Regions from separate parts of the Homo sapiens genome. Here regions 1 and 3 are each linked to region 2. A link is an interaction called in ENCODE POLR2A ChIA-PET data of the cell type or tissue named here. Cell type or tissue: GM12878. All regions are shown on one strand.

The links. Peaks named below come from ENCODE experiments on the same cell type or tissue, not always from the same donor. Only the 100,000 strongest peaks of a DNase experiment are listed, where the experiment ranks them.
Region 1: POLR2A ChIA-PET joins it to region 2 with 5 read pairs; 10 of 35 experiments call an interaction of 5 or more read pairs at or near these places.
Region 3: POLR2A ChIA-PET joins it to region 2 with 7 read pairs; 5 of 35 experiments call an interaction of 5 or more read pairs at or near these places.

What each region holds. Positions count from the first base shown.
Region 1 is chr17:76,695,012-76,699,011 of GRCh38, forward strand. The region is part of intron 1 of MXRA7 (matrix remodeling associated 7); the gene reads right to left. Among named protein-coding and RNA genes, the nearest start is that of MXRA7, 14 kb to the right of the region's middle. RefSeq lists enhancers at 2,142-2,695, 2,696-3,249, 3,250-3,802. In GM12878, no CTCF peak of the experiment used is centred here; a DNase peak (open chromatin) is centred at 1,960.
Region 2 is chr17:76,513,383-76,517,382 of GRCh38, forward strand. No RefSeq gene overlaps it. Among named protein-coding and RNA genes, the nearest start is that of RHBDF2, 14 kb to the left of the region's middle. RefSeq lists an enhancer at 1-49. In GM12878, no CTCF peak of the experiment used is centred here; a DNase peak (open chromatin) is centred at 2,409; H3K27ac peaks cover 1,200 bases.
Region 3 is chr17:76,742,914-76,746,913 of GRCh38, forward strand. It overlaps MFSD11 (major facilitator superfamily domain containing 11), which reads left to right. Exons shown (of 13, transcript NM_001242532.5): 6 at 485-543; 7 at 1,409-1,553. Among named protein-coding and RNA genes, the nearest start is that of MFSD11, 6.8 kb to the left of the region's middle. In GM12878, no CTCF peak of the experiment used is centred here; no DNase peak of the experiment used is centred here.

The DNA of each region.
Region 1 (4,000 bases), 180 kb after region 2:
TAGCTGGGCATGGTGGCAGGCACCTGTAATCCCAGCTACTTGGGAGGCTGAGTCAGGAGAATCGCTTGAACCCGGGAGGTGGGGGTTGCAGTGAGCCAAGATCAAGCCATTGCACTCCAGCCTGGGCAACAAGAGCGAAACTCCGTCTCAAAAACAAAACAAAACAAAATAAAACAATAAAACCACCAGTGTTGACTGCATTTTGCCCTGATTTTATAAAAGTGTGGACACAACAGAAAAGTGAAAGTGCTGACTCCAGTAGTAAGAAGTGCCGGTTTCAGACACAGTGCAATGGAGACAAAGACACAAACCCTTCTGCAAGGGGTGGCTCTTTAGCTTCAGGTGTGTGTGTGTGTGTGTGTGTGTGCAACGGGATGGGAAGGGATAAAGCAAAACCTTGTGCGAAATACCAGAGCTCCATCGTCTAAGGCTGTGCTCAACAGAGAGCTGGCACTAAGGATTTTACCTTCGTGCCTCCCTCATAGCACGCCCATCTTTCCTTCCGCTTTGGCACAATCAAATTTGCAGCTATGTTTTCAGGAGTGTGCACGGTGGGGGCCTGGAGGAAAGGGAGCTCAGCTGTGTCTGCAGGGAGCAAAGAAGGCCTCAGAGTGGATGAGAAAGCCACGCTGGGTCCGAGATGGGCTTGCCAGGCAGATGTAGAGAGAAGGGCATCTGGGCAGAGTGCACAGCCCATGTAAAGGCATGGAGGCACGGAACACCTCGGCTCTTCCAGTGGCTCTACAGACTTGGGTATGATTGCAGGGTGGGTGTGACACAGTCAGAAATAGTGTGCAGAGGCTGGGTGTTGTGGCTTATGCCTGTAATCCCAGCACTTTGGGAGGTTAAGGCAGGTGGATCATTTGAGGCCAGGAGTTCAAGACCAGCTTGGCCAACACGGTGAGACCCCCTCTCTACTAAAAAAATACAAAAATTAGCTAGGTGTGGTGGCGGGTGCCTGTAATCCCAGCTACTTGGGAGGCTGAGGGAGGAGAATCTCTTGAACCCAGGAGGCGGAGGTTGCAGTAAGCCGAGATCGCACCACTGCACTCCAGCCTGGGTGACAGAGCGTGACTCTATCTCAAAAAGAAAAAAAGAAAGAAAGAAACAGTGTGCAGAAATGCAGGGTCTGCAACCACAGAGATCATATACAGGACACTAAAGCGTTTGGTTTCATTCCTCAGGAAGTGAGAAGCCACCTGAAACTTTCAAACAGGGATAAACAAGGCTGGGCGCGGTGGCTCACACCTGTAATGCCAGTACTTTGGGAGGCCATGGTGGGAGGGCTGCTTGATGCCAGGGGTTTGAGACCAACCTGGGCAATGAAGTGAGACCCCCATCTCTATAAAAAATTAACAAATTAGCCGGGGGTGGTGGCATGTGCTTGTAGCCCCAGATACTTCGGAGGCTGAGGTGGGAGGATCGCTTGAGTCCAGGAGTTTGAGGCTGCAGTGAGCTATGATGATGTTACTGTACTCCAACTGAGTGACAGTGGGAGACCCTGCCTCTAAAAAAATAAATAAAAATAAAAAATAAACAGGTGTCAATACAAATTTTTTAAACGAAAAAAATAAACACGGACAAACAGAGTGAGAGCTGCACTTGGGAGGCTGAGGTGGGAGGATTGCAATGGGGCAAGAGAAGAGGCAGGAGGAACTATGAGAAGAGGGTACAGAGCTCAGGGGAGAGATGATAAAGGCCCAAACTGCGATGCTAAAGGCACCTGGCCTTCAGCTCAGCGTTGAATGAATCCGTGAAGGTGCGGCCAGCCAAAGGCAATCTCTCCAGGGTCTCATGGTCTGAGTCCTCCCCACCATCAGGCAGCTGTGCCATGGTGGGTGCGACCAGGATCATTTCCTGGAGGCGGCACGAACCCAACAGAGTACGCAGCTGATTCTTCCTGAGGTCTCAAAGGAAACGGAACAGAGCAGCTGCTCGAGCGCTGACTCAAACCTCACCCAAGGCCATCATCACCGCGGAGTTCCTGTCCATGCCCTTGGTCCCAGGAGTGTTCAGGCTACTCGGCTCATGGGCTGAACTGTGTTCCACGCCCCAATTCATATGCTGAAGCCTTGGCCCCAACTACCTCTCAGCCTGACTCTATTTGGAAACAGGGCCTTTAAAGAGGTGATTAAGTTAAAATGAAGCCATTAGGGTGGGCCCTAACCCAAGGACTGCTGTCCTTATAAGAGGAAACTCGGACACACACAGAGACATGAGAGTTGTGAGTGCACAGAGGAAAGACCATGTGAGGAGGCGGAGAAGGCGGCCAACTGCAAGCCAGCGAGACAGGGCTTAGGAGGACCCGAACCTGCGGACACCCTGAACTTGGCCCTCCAGTCTGCAGAACTCTGGGAAAAGAAACGTCTGTTGCTGAAGGTGCCCGGTCTGTGGTGTTTTGTTATAGCAGCCCTGGCAAATGAATACATCATGTTTCTGATGAAAGTCAATCAATTTCATGGAAACAGTGAATTGAGACAGGCAGCTGGCGTCACCCTGGCTGGTCCCCAGGGCAGGCTGGGCTGAGCCCAAGCTCCATCACTTCACTGATCAGAGTCTCAGCATTTTATGACTGAATAGAGACCACATTTTAATGTCATGTTCTGGGATAATTTTCTAATTCAGCTTTTCCCTCCAATGGAGGAGGTGGAGGCGGGAGGGGGAAGGCAAACGGGACGTGCCTCCTGACAGCCTCCCCAGTGCTAGGAGCCTAGGACCAGGGTGCCCCGGAGGCCAAGCTGAGGGGCCCGGCCAGGCTGCAGTAGCTGGGAGACACAGTGAACCAAGCTCACGCCCTGCAGGCTGCACGCTGCCATTTATGGCTGCCCTGGCTGATTCAAGCTAATTCAAGCGTGATGCAAAGTGCTGAAGTCGGGAGAGGGAGAGAGGGGAGGGGAGAGAAGAGAGGGATAGATAAGGCGGGGGGAGGGGAGAGAGAGAGAACACTAACAGAGGGAGAGAGAGTGATAGAGACAGATTTCTGCCTGCGTGTCTGCTGCCCAAGGAGATGGTTCTGCTGTGGGGCAGTGCAAAGAAGGTCTCTTGTGGCCCTGTGGCCACCAGAGCTGCCGCATGCTGTGACTGCACCAATCCCACTGGCTAATCCAGAATGACTTTAGAGGACAGCGGCTCCAGGAGGCAGGCCGTTCCTAACTCCCAAGGGGACACCTGTCCCTCCCCTGCCTGCAGCAGGCAAGGATGGAGATAACAGGAAGGCGACAAGGGGCCTGCCCAGGCCCCCCAACCCCAGAATGGGCCGGGCCCAGGGCTGCCTCCACAGTGCCTGACAATGCTCTCACTCCTTCCAGAAGGACTCCATTAGCCAATCAGCTGCTCATCTTTTGCAATGGGCGGGGGGGGAGCAGCAAAGCCCAGCTGGCGCCAGCTCCGGGGGCTTGGTGGTGGGCAGGGAGGGCAGGCTGGGGCAGGGGTCACCTCTGTTCCTCCATACCCGGCAAAACAACTCAGCCATCTCCCCCTCCAAACTACAGCTCCAGGCTGGGGACACGCAGGCTCCACTCTCTAAATCCGTATTTGCAACTGGATGAGGCATGTCCCAGGAACTTCTGTCCAGAACCTAGTAACCCAAGTCTCAAACTGTCCCCCTCTCACTTGTCCAGTTTTTCTTGGCAGCCACAGCATCTCTGACACCTTAACATGGCCTGGGAATGTTGATTCCAACCTGACTTCCTTCCTTTCTGTTTTTTTTTTTTTTTTTTTTTTTTTTTGAGATAAGAGTCTTGCTCTGTTGCCCAGGCTGGGATGCAATGGTGGGATCTCTGCTCACTGCAACCTCCGCCTCCCGGGTTCAAGAGATTCTTCTGCCTCAGCCTCCCGAGTAGCTGGAATTACATGTGCATGCCAGCATCCCCGGCTAATTTTTGTATTTTTAGTAGACAGGGTTTCACCATGTTGGCCAGGCTGGTCTTGAACTCCTGACTTCAAGTGATCCGCCCACCTCAGCCTCCCAAAGTGCTGGGATTACAGGCGTGAGTCACCG
Region 2 (4,000 bases):
CCAGATTTAGGGTGAGCCCTAAATCCAGTGACACGTGTCCTTAGAAGAGAAACACAGAGAGAGACTTGAGACAAGAGCAACACAGAGAGAAGGCCACGTGACCGCAGAGGCAGAGGCTGGAGTGACGCTGGCCTGGCCCAAGAACTCCTGGGGCCACCAAAGGCTGACAGAGGTGAGGAAGGATCCTTCCCAGAGGCTTCAGAGGGAGTGTGGCCCCGGCCCCCACCTTGACTTGAGACCTGTGGCCTCCAGCACCCTAAGAGAATCGATCTCTGCTGTTTTTTGTTTTTTGCTTTTTTTTTTTTTTTTGAGATGGAGTCTTGCTCTGTCGCCCAGGCTGCAGTGCAGTGGGATAATCTCAGCTCACTGCAACCTCTGCCTCTCGGGTTCAAGCAATTCTCCTGCCTCAGCCTCCCAAGTAGCTGAGATTACAGGCACCCATCACCACACACAGCTAATTTTTGTATTTTTAGTAGAGATGGGGTTTTGCCATGTTGGGCAGGCTGGTCTCAAACGCCTGACATCAGGTGATCCACCTGCCTCAGCCACCCAAAGTCTGGGATTACAGTCGTGAGCCACTGCGCCCGGCCGATTTCTGCTGTTTTAAGCCACCGAGTTCGTGGTCATTTGTTACAGCAGCCAGGGAAACCAACATCATGGGTGATTCCCTTTCCCTAACGGGCTTTTCTGGCCTGCACTCCTGGCTCTCCTGGAGGCAGAACCCCCAGGTCCCTGCCCTGTCATGGGGCTCCCAGCTGGTCTCTTCCTTCACTGCTTCCAGGACCTGCTAGCCAGGCAGGGGAAGGGGGCTCCTCAGCACCCCAGCCTGGCCCCCAGGTAGGAGGTCTCATCGAGCTGTCTCTGTGAGCCACCCCACTTGCTTCTTGCTCTTTGCCTCTGCCCGACTAATGTTCAGTTTCTTCCCCTGCTCTTCTAATTCATTCAGCCATATTTCCCAAGTGTGGGTTGTGGGCAGGAGGGCCGGACAGTGAGGATAGAGGGACCGGGAAAAGGGATCCTCATTGTATTTAAAATTTTGGCATTTTCTTCATCATGGATTTGGGGAGGGGGGAGGTATTTTTTGTTGTTGTTTGTTTTGTTTTTTGAGAGAGAGTCTTGCTATGTTGCCCAGGCTGGTCTCAAATTCCTGAGTTCAAGTGATCCTCCCACCTCGGCCTCCCAAGTAGCTGGGGCTATGCGTGTGAGCCACTGTACCCGGCTAATTTTGATTTTAAGAGCTACTGTTGCTGGGAGTGGTGGCTCACATCTGTAATCCCAGCACTTTGGGAGCCCAAGGTGGGTGGATCACTTGAGGTCAGGAGTTCAAGACCAGCCTGGCCAACACAGTGAAACCCCGTCTCTACTGAAAATACAAAAATTAGCTGGGCATGGTGGCGGGTGCCTGTAATCCCAGCTACTTGGGCAGCTGAGGCAGGAGAATTGCTTGAGCCTGGGAGGTGGAGGTTGCAATGAGCCAAGATCGTACCACTGCACACCAGCCTGGGTGGCAGAGCAAGACTCTGTCTCAAAAAAAAAAAAAAAAAAAAAAGAGAGAGAGATGGCCGGGCGCGGTGGCTCACACCTGTAATCCCAGCATTTTGGGAGGCTGAGGTGGGTGGATCACTGGAGGTCAGGAGTTCAAGACCAGCCTGACCAACATGGTGAAACCCCGTTTCTACTATAAATACAAAAATTAGCTGGGTGTGGTGGCTCGCCCTGTAGTCCCAGCTACTCAGGAGGCTGAGGCAGGAGAATCACTTGAACCTGGGAGGCAGAGTGCAGTGAGCTGAGATCATGCCACTGCACACCAGCCTGGGCTATAGAGTGAGACTCTGTCTCACACACACACACACAAAAAGAAGGCGAGAAGGGGAGCCGGGGGAGAAATGAGCCTGGAAAGATGGCCCGGGCCAAATCAGGCGGGCTGGGGAGCCAGGCCAGGACTCTGCTTTCTGTTTGGCTGTGACTTCAGTAAGCTAGGGCAGGGTTTTGATGGGCCAGGGAGGAGTCCACGCGATCTGATTCACACGATAAAAGCATTTCCTGGGCCCTGAGTGGAGACCACAACGTGGGAGGGCAGAGCGGAGGCCGACGACTGGGAGGAGGCTTTGCAGTCGCCGGGCGAGACGATGGCTTTCTTTCCTGGCTCATTTCACACTAAACTGGGGACCAGCCAGAAAGCCTTGGGAACTTGTCAGACCCACATACGCTGCCACTGAGTCAACTGCTACTATCATCCCTGTGTGACCTGAACCGAAACCCACTCACTTGCGAAACTGCTGGAGGCTTCTTCACTAAAACCCATATGCATGCTAAGATCCTGGCGTAACATAAAATGTCATGTGCGTGTGCCGCGTAAAATGTGCGTGTGCACAGGAAAACCACTGCCAGTATTTACAGCAAAACACTCACAGTGACTCTCGGGTGGAGGGACCACAGGGGACTTTTATTGTCACAGCCCTGACTTCTGTCCTGCTTCAGACCAGACTCTCCAACCACTTCCTGGACACCTCCCTTTGTGCTTTTCTTTCCCCCTCAAATTTCCTGCAATGTTTTTTTTTTTTTTTTCGAGACAGAGTCTTGCTCTGTGACCCAGGCTGGAGTGCAGTGGTGTGATCTCGGCTCACTGCAACCTTCGCCCCTGGGTTTTTAAGTAATTCTCCTACCTCAGTCTCCTGAGTAGCTGGGATTACTGGCGCCTGCCACCACGCCCAGCTAATTTTTGTATTTTTAGTAGAGATGGGGTTTCACCATGTTGTCCAGGCTGGTCTCGAACTCCTGACCTTGTGATCCGCCCGCCTTGCCCTCCTGAAGTGCTGGGATTACAGGCCTGAGCCACCGCACCCGGCTGCCTTTGTTTTTGTTTTTGTTTTTGTTGTTGTTGTTTGAGACGGAGTCTCGCTCTGTTACCCAGGCCGGAGTGCATGGTGCGATCTCGGCTCACTGCAACCTCCGCCTCCTGGGTTCAAGCGATTCTCCTGCCTCAGCCTCCCGAGTAGCTGGGACTATAGCCACTTGCCACCATACCCAGCTAATTTTTGTATTTTTAGTAGAGACAGGGTTTCACCATATTGGCCAGGCTGGTCTCGAACCCCCGACCTCAGGTGATCCGCCCGCCTCGGCCTCCCAAAGTGCTGGGATTACAGGCGTGAGCCACTGCACCTGGTCTGTTGTTTTTTTTTTAAATTTTCTTTTTTTCACTCTCGCTGTCATCTTATACATATTGCCTTTGTAATCATATAGAATCCCCAGGAATGCTACTTCAAAAACTATGTATAAGGCCAGGTACCGTGGTGTATGTACACCTGTAGTCTCAGCTACTCAGGAGGCTGAGGTGGGAGGATGGCTGAGCCCTGGAGGTCAAGGCTGCAGTGAGCTCTGATTGCACCACTGCACTCCAGCCTGGGCGACAGAGTGAGAACCTGTCTCTAAAACAAAAACAAAAACAAAAAAAAAAAACTTTGTTAAAGAATTTTTTGGCCAGGCGCGCTGGCTTATGCCTGTAATCCCAGCACTTCGGGAAGTTAAGTCGGGCAGATCACAAGGTCAGGAGTTCGAGAACAGCCTGGCCAACATGGTGAAACCCCATCTCTACTAAAAATACAAAAATTAGCCGGGCGTGGTGGCTGGTGCCTGTAATCCCAGCTACTCGGGAGGCTGAGGCAGGAGAATCGCTTGAACCTGGGAGGCGGAGGTTGCAGTGAGCCTAAATTGTGCCACTGTACTCCAGCCTAGGCTACAGAGCCAGACTCTGTCTCAGGAAAAAAAAAGGTTTTTGTTTGTTTGTTTGTTTGTTTTTTGTTTTTTTAAGATGGGGTCTCTCTGTGTCGCCCAAGCTGGACAGCAGTGTTTAATTTTTTTTTTTTTTTTAAGATGGGGTCTTGCTCTGTCACCCAGGCTGGAGTAGAGTGGCACGATCATGACTCACTGTAGCCTCGACCTCTTGGGCTCAGGAGATCCTCCCACCTCAGCCTCCTGAGTAGCTGAGACTACCGGTGCA
Region 3 (4,000 bases), 230 kb after region 2:
CTTGACAAGGCTTAACAAATGCAAATGTTACATTTTAAAGAGTTGTATATTAAGAAACTAGTGTGTAAGTGAATGATTTTTCAGGAAAGTATGCTAAAGAAAGTATTTGATTAGATGCAGATAACTAAATCATGGATTTTTAGAAACAGATTCTTTAAAATTTAGCTTAAGCTTATTTCCAGGGAGTCATTTCCAGAGTTGCAATAAATCACATGTTTCAAAGTGAGTCAATTCTTCTTTGAAGGGTGCCTCTGAATCAGGTTACTGTCACATGGAAGGAGACTGAATTCCATCTGGGGCAGTTAAGTTTATCAGAGTCCAGATGAAGCTGATACTTTTAAATGACCCAGGACAGGTAGATACTTTAAAAATGATGTCCTTCTCTCTCCCTCTCTTACAACAAATAATGGGAATAATTATTTTTAAAAAACTATAAATATTAAAATAATTACCCAACATCCTATCCTCCCTTTTCTTCCCCCAGCTTGTTCTTTGGAAATCTCTACATATATTTTGCCTGGCAAGGGAAAACTCAGATATCAGGTTTGTTTTATTCGCGTTGCTTTATTCAGATATGTTCAAAGCATAATAGGAGTTATATAGAAATACCCATTATTGCTTTATTCAAGCATCGTTCTCATGAACCCCGACACCTCAAGTTCTCGCAGATTTTAGCTTTTAGTAAGACTTTTCCTTGGTTTATATTATTATTATTATTTTGAGATGGAGTTTCACTCTTGTTACCCAGGCTGGAATGCAATGGTGCCATCTTGGCTCACCGCAACCTCCGCCTCCCGGGTTCAAACAGTTCTCCTGCTTCAGCCTCCCAAGTAGCTGGGATTACAGGCCTGCACCACCACGCCCAGCTAATTTTGTATTTTTAGTAGAGATGGGTTTCTCCATGTTGTTCAGGCTGGTCTCAAACTCCTGACCTCAGGTGATCCGCCCTCCTCAGCCTCCCAAATTGGTGGTATTACAGGCCTGAGCCATCCCTCCCAGCCTGGTTTCTATTACTAAACTAGGATTATAGTTTATGACTATGCTTTAAGGGGCTTCTCAGGGTCTAAGGGAAGGTTATGCTGTGCACGAGCTTACGAGAATACTGCGCACGAGTATGTGGTTCTCAGAAGACTTCTGAATGCTCAGTTGTTTTCTCTGGACCCTTCTTTGATTAAAAGAAGGCGATTAAGCCCTTGTGCTGTTTTTCTTTGGCTTATTCATATTTCTCTAACTGAAAGACAAAGGTGAAGGTATCCTATTTGTCTCCTTTTCCTAGGTTTTTACTGATGCATTAAAGTAAAAATGTAACGAGGAAGTGTGTTGACAGTTGTAAGCAGCCCTTGTACCGTGATACTAATTCTGGAATTGTTTGGTCGATACTATCTTGTTTCTTCTTTTTTCTCCGTAGAGAGTGACCGAAGAACAGTGTTTATTGCCCTAACGGTGATTAGCCTTGTGGGGACAGTTCTATTCTTTCTCATTCGGAAACCAGATTCTGAAAATGTCCTAGGAGAAGATGAGTCTTCTGATGACCAGGACATGGAAGTCAACGAGTAAGATGTTGGAAACATTCTATTTTATTTTAAAATAGATTTTGAGTAGATCTAGTCTAGAGATTACCAACCCGTTTAGCCCTAACTGATGTCCAGTACTCTCTGTAGGTTACCACAGGCAAGAAAAGGAAGAAAATAAAGGAGGAGCTGCGAGGGAGGAAGAAAAAAAAGGTCACCAGAGGAAGGGAGGTGGTGAAAAGGTGCACAGGGAAGTTGAGTCTGTTCCTGGCCTTGCCACTGATGTGTGTGACCCTGGACAGTGGCAGCAATTCCTTTCATGTCTCCAGGCCTCAGCTTTCTCACTCAATCCATATGTTTCCATGGGCAAGGAAATAGAAGGCAGTGTTGACCTTGGTTACTGTTTCTGTGATCCAGCTCTAAAGCTTTCCTGTTCTTGTGGTGTGAGTGAGTGGCAGGGCCAGTGATGGTTGTCACAGATGAACCTTGGTTATCACTAGGCTCTTGCTTATGGTGTCCGGCTCTTGCACTAACTTACATAGGCGGTTTTCCCCAGAGTGGTCCAAATAGGGGAATGAGTATACAACCCTGTGTTTTGTAAAAATTGTAAATTACCTAAGCACATTTCAGTTTCAGGTGACACTATTTAAGCATGACAGGCTAGTGATCTGCAGTATCATTTAGATTTGAGGAAGGAGAGATGAGAAATTAATCTCTGCCACCCTTGTTTTGCTTTGTTTGTGATACATTGTGAAGATTGCCTTATAGCATTTTATATATTGTTAAAACTTTCGCATTGAGCATCCCATGCTGACTTTGTAATCCAGAAAGGGCCTAAAATTGTCCAGTCATAGGAGCATTAGATGCTCCAGATTTGCAGTAAGTTTGTGTAAAGCAGAAGCAAGGCAGCGCTTTGGTCTGGATATGCTGCCATGCCCTGCTTTCTTGCTCTTTATTGTGCTTCACAGACACTGGGTTTTTTACAAATTGAAGGCTTGTGGCAACCCTGCATCGAGTAAGTCTTTCTCTCCATACCACTTTTCCAACAGCGTGTGGTCACTTTGTGTCTCTCTGTCACATTTTGGTAATTCTCACAATACTTCAAACATTTCATTCTTATGACATCTGTTATAAGATGTGATCGGTAATCTTTGATGTTACTATTGCAATTGTTTTGGGGCACCACAAACCAGATCCATATAAGGTGGTGAACTTAATTGATAAATGTTGTGTGTGTTCTGACTGTTCCACTGCAGGCCATCCCCCATCTCCCTCCCTCTTCTCCTGAGACACAGCAATATTGAAATTAGGCCAGTTAATGACCCTACAATAGCCTCTATGTGTTAAAGTGAAAGGAAGACATGCATGTCTCTCACTTTATTATTTACTTATTTATTTATTTATTTATTTATTTATTTTTTGAGACGGAGTCTCGCTCTGTCACCCAAGCTGGAGTGCAGTGGCATGATCTCGGCTCACTGCAGCCTCTGCCTCAGCCTCCCAAGTAGCTGGGATTACAGGCATGCACCACCACACCCGGCTAATGACTAATCAAGAAATGACTAAGCTTAGCAAGGAAGACATGTAGAAAGCTGAGACAGGCTGAAAGCTATGCCTCTTGTGCCAAACAGCCAAGTTGTGAATGCAAAGGAAAAGTTTTTGAAGGGACTCAAAAGAGCTACTCCAGGGAACACACGAATGATAAGAAAGTGAAACAGCCTTATTGCTGATACGGAGAAAGTTTTAGTGGTCTGGATAGAAGATCAACCCAGCCACAACATTCTCTGAAGCCTAATCCAGAGCAAGTCCCTCTCTTCAATTCTGTGAAGGCTGAGAGACGTGAGGAATCTTTAGAAGAAAAATTTGAAGCTAGCAGAGGTTGGTTCGTGAGGATCAAGGAAAGAAACCATCTCCATGACATAAAAGTGCAAGGTGAAACAGCAAGTGCTGCTGGAGAAGCTGCAGCAAGTTATCCAGAAGATCTGGCCATTATAATTGACAAACGTAGCTGCACTAAACAACAGGTTTTCAATGTAGACCAAACAGTCTTACATTAAAAGATGCCATCTAGGAATTTTATAGCTAGAGAGAAGTTAATGCCGGGCTTTAAACCTTCAAAGAACAGGCCGACTCTTGTTAGGGGATAATGCAGCTAATGACTTGAAGTTGAAGCCAGTGCTCATTTACCATTCCAGAAACCCTATGACCCTTAAGAATCATGCTTAATCTACTCTGCCTGGGCTCTAGAAATGCAGTGACAAAGCCTGGATGGTAGCACATTTGTTTACGGCATGGCTTATTGACTATTTTAAGCCCACTGTTGAGACCTACTGCTCAGAAGAAAAGGTTCCTCTCAAAATATTACTGCTTATTGACAATGTACCTGATCAGCCAAGTGCTTTGTTGGAGGTGTACAAGGAGATGAATGTTGTTTTCATGCCTTCTAACAACATGTGTTCTGCAGCCCCTGGATCAAGGAGTAATTTCCA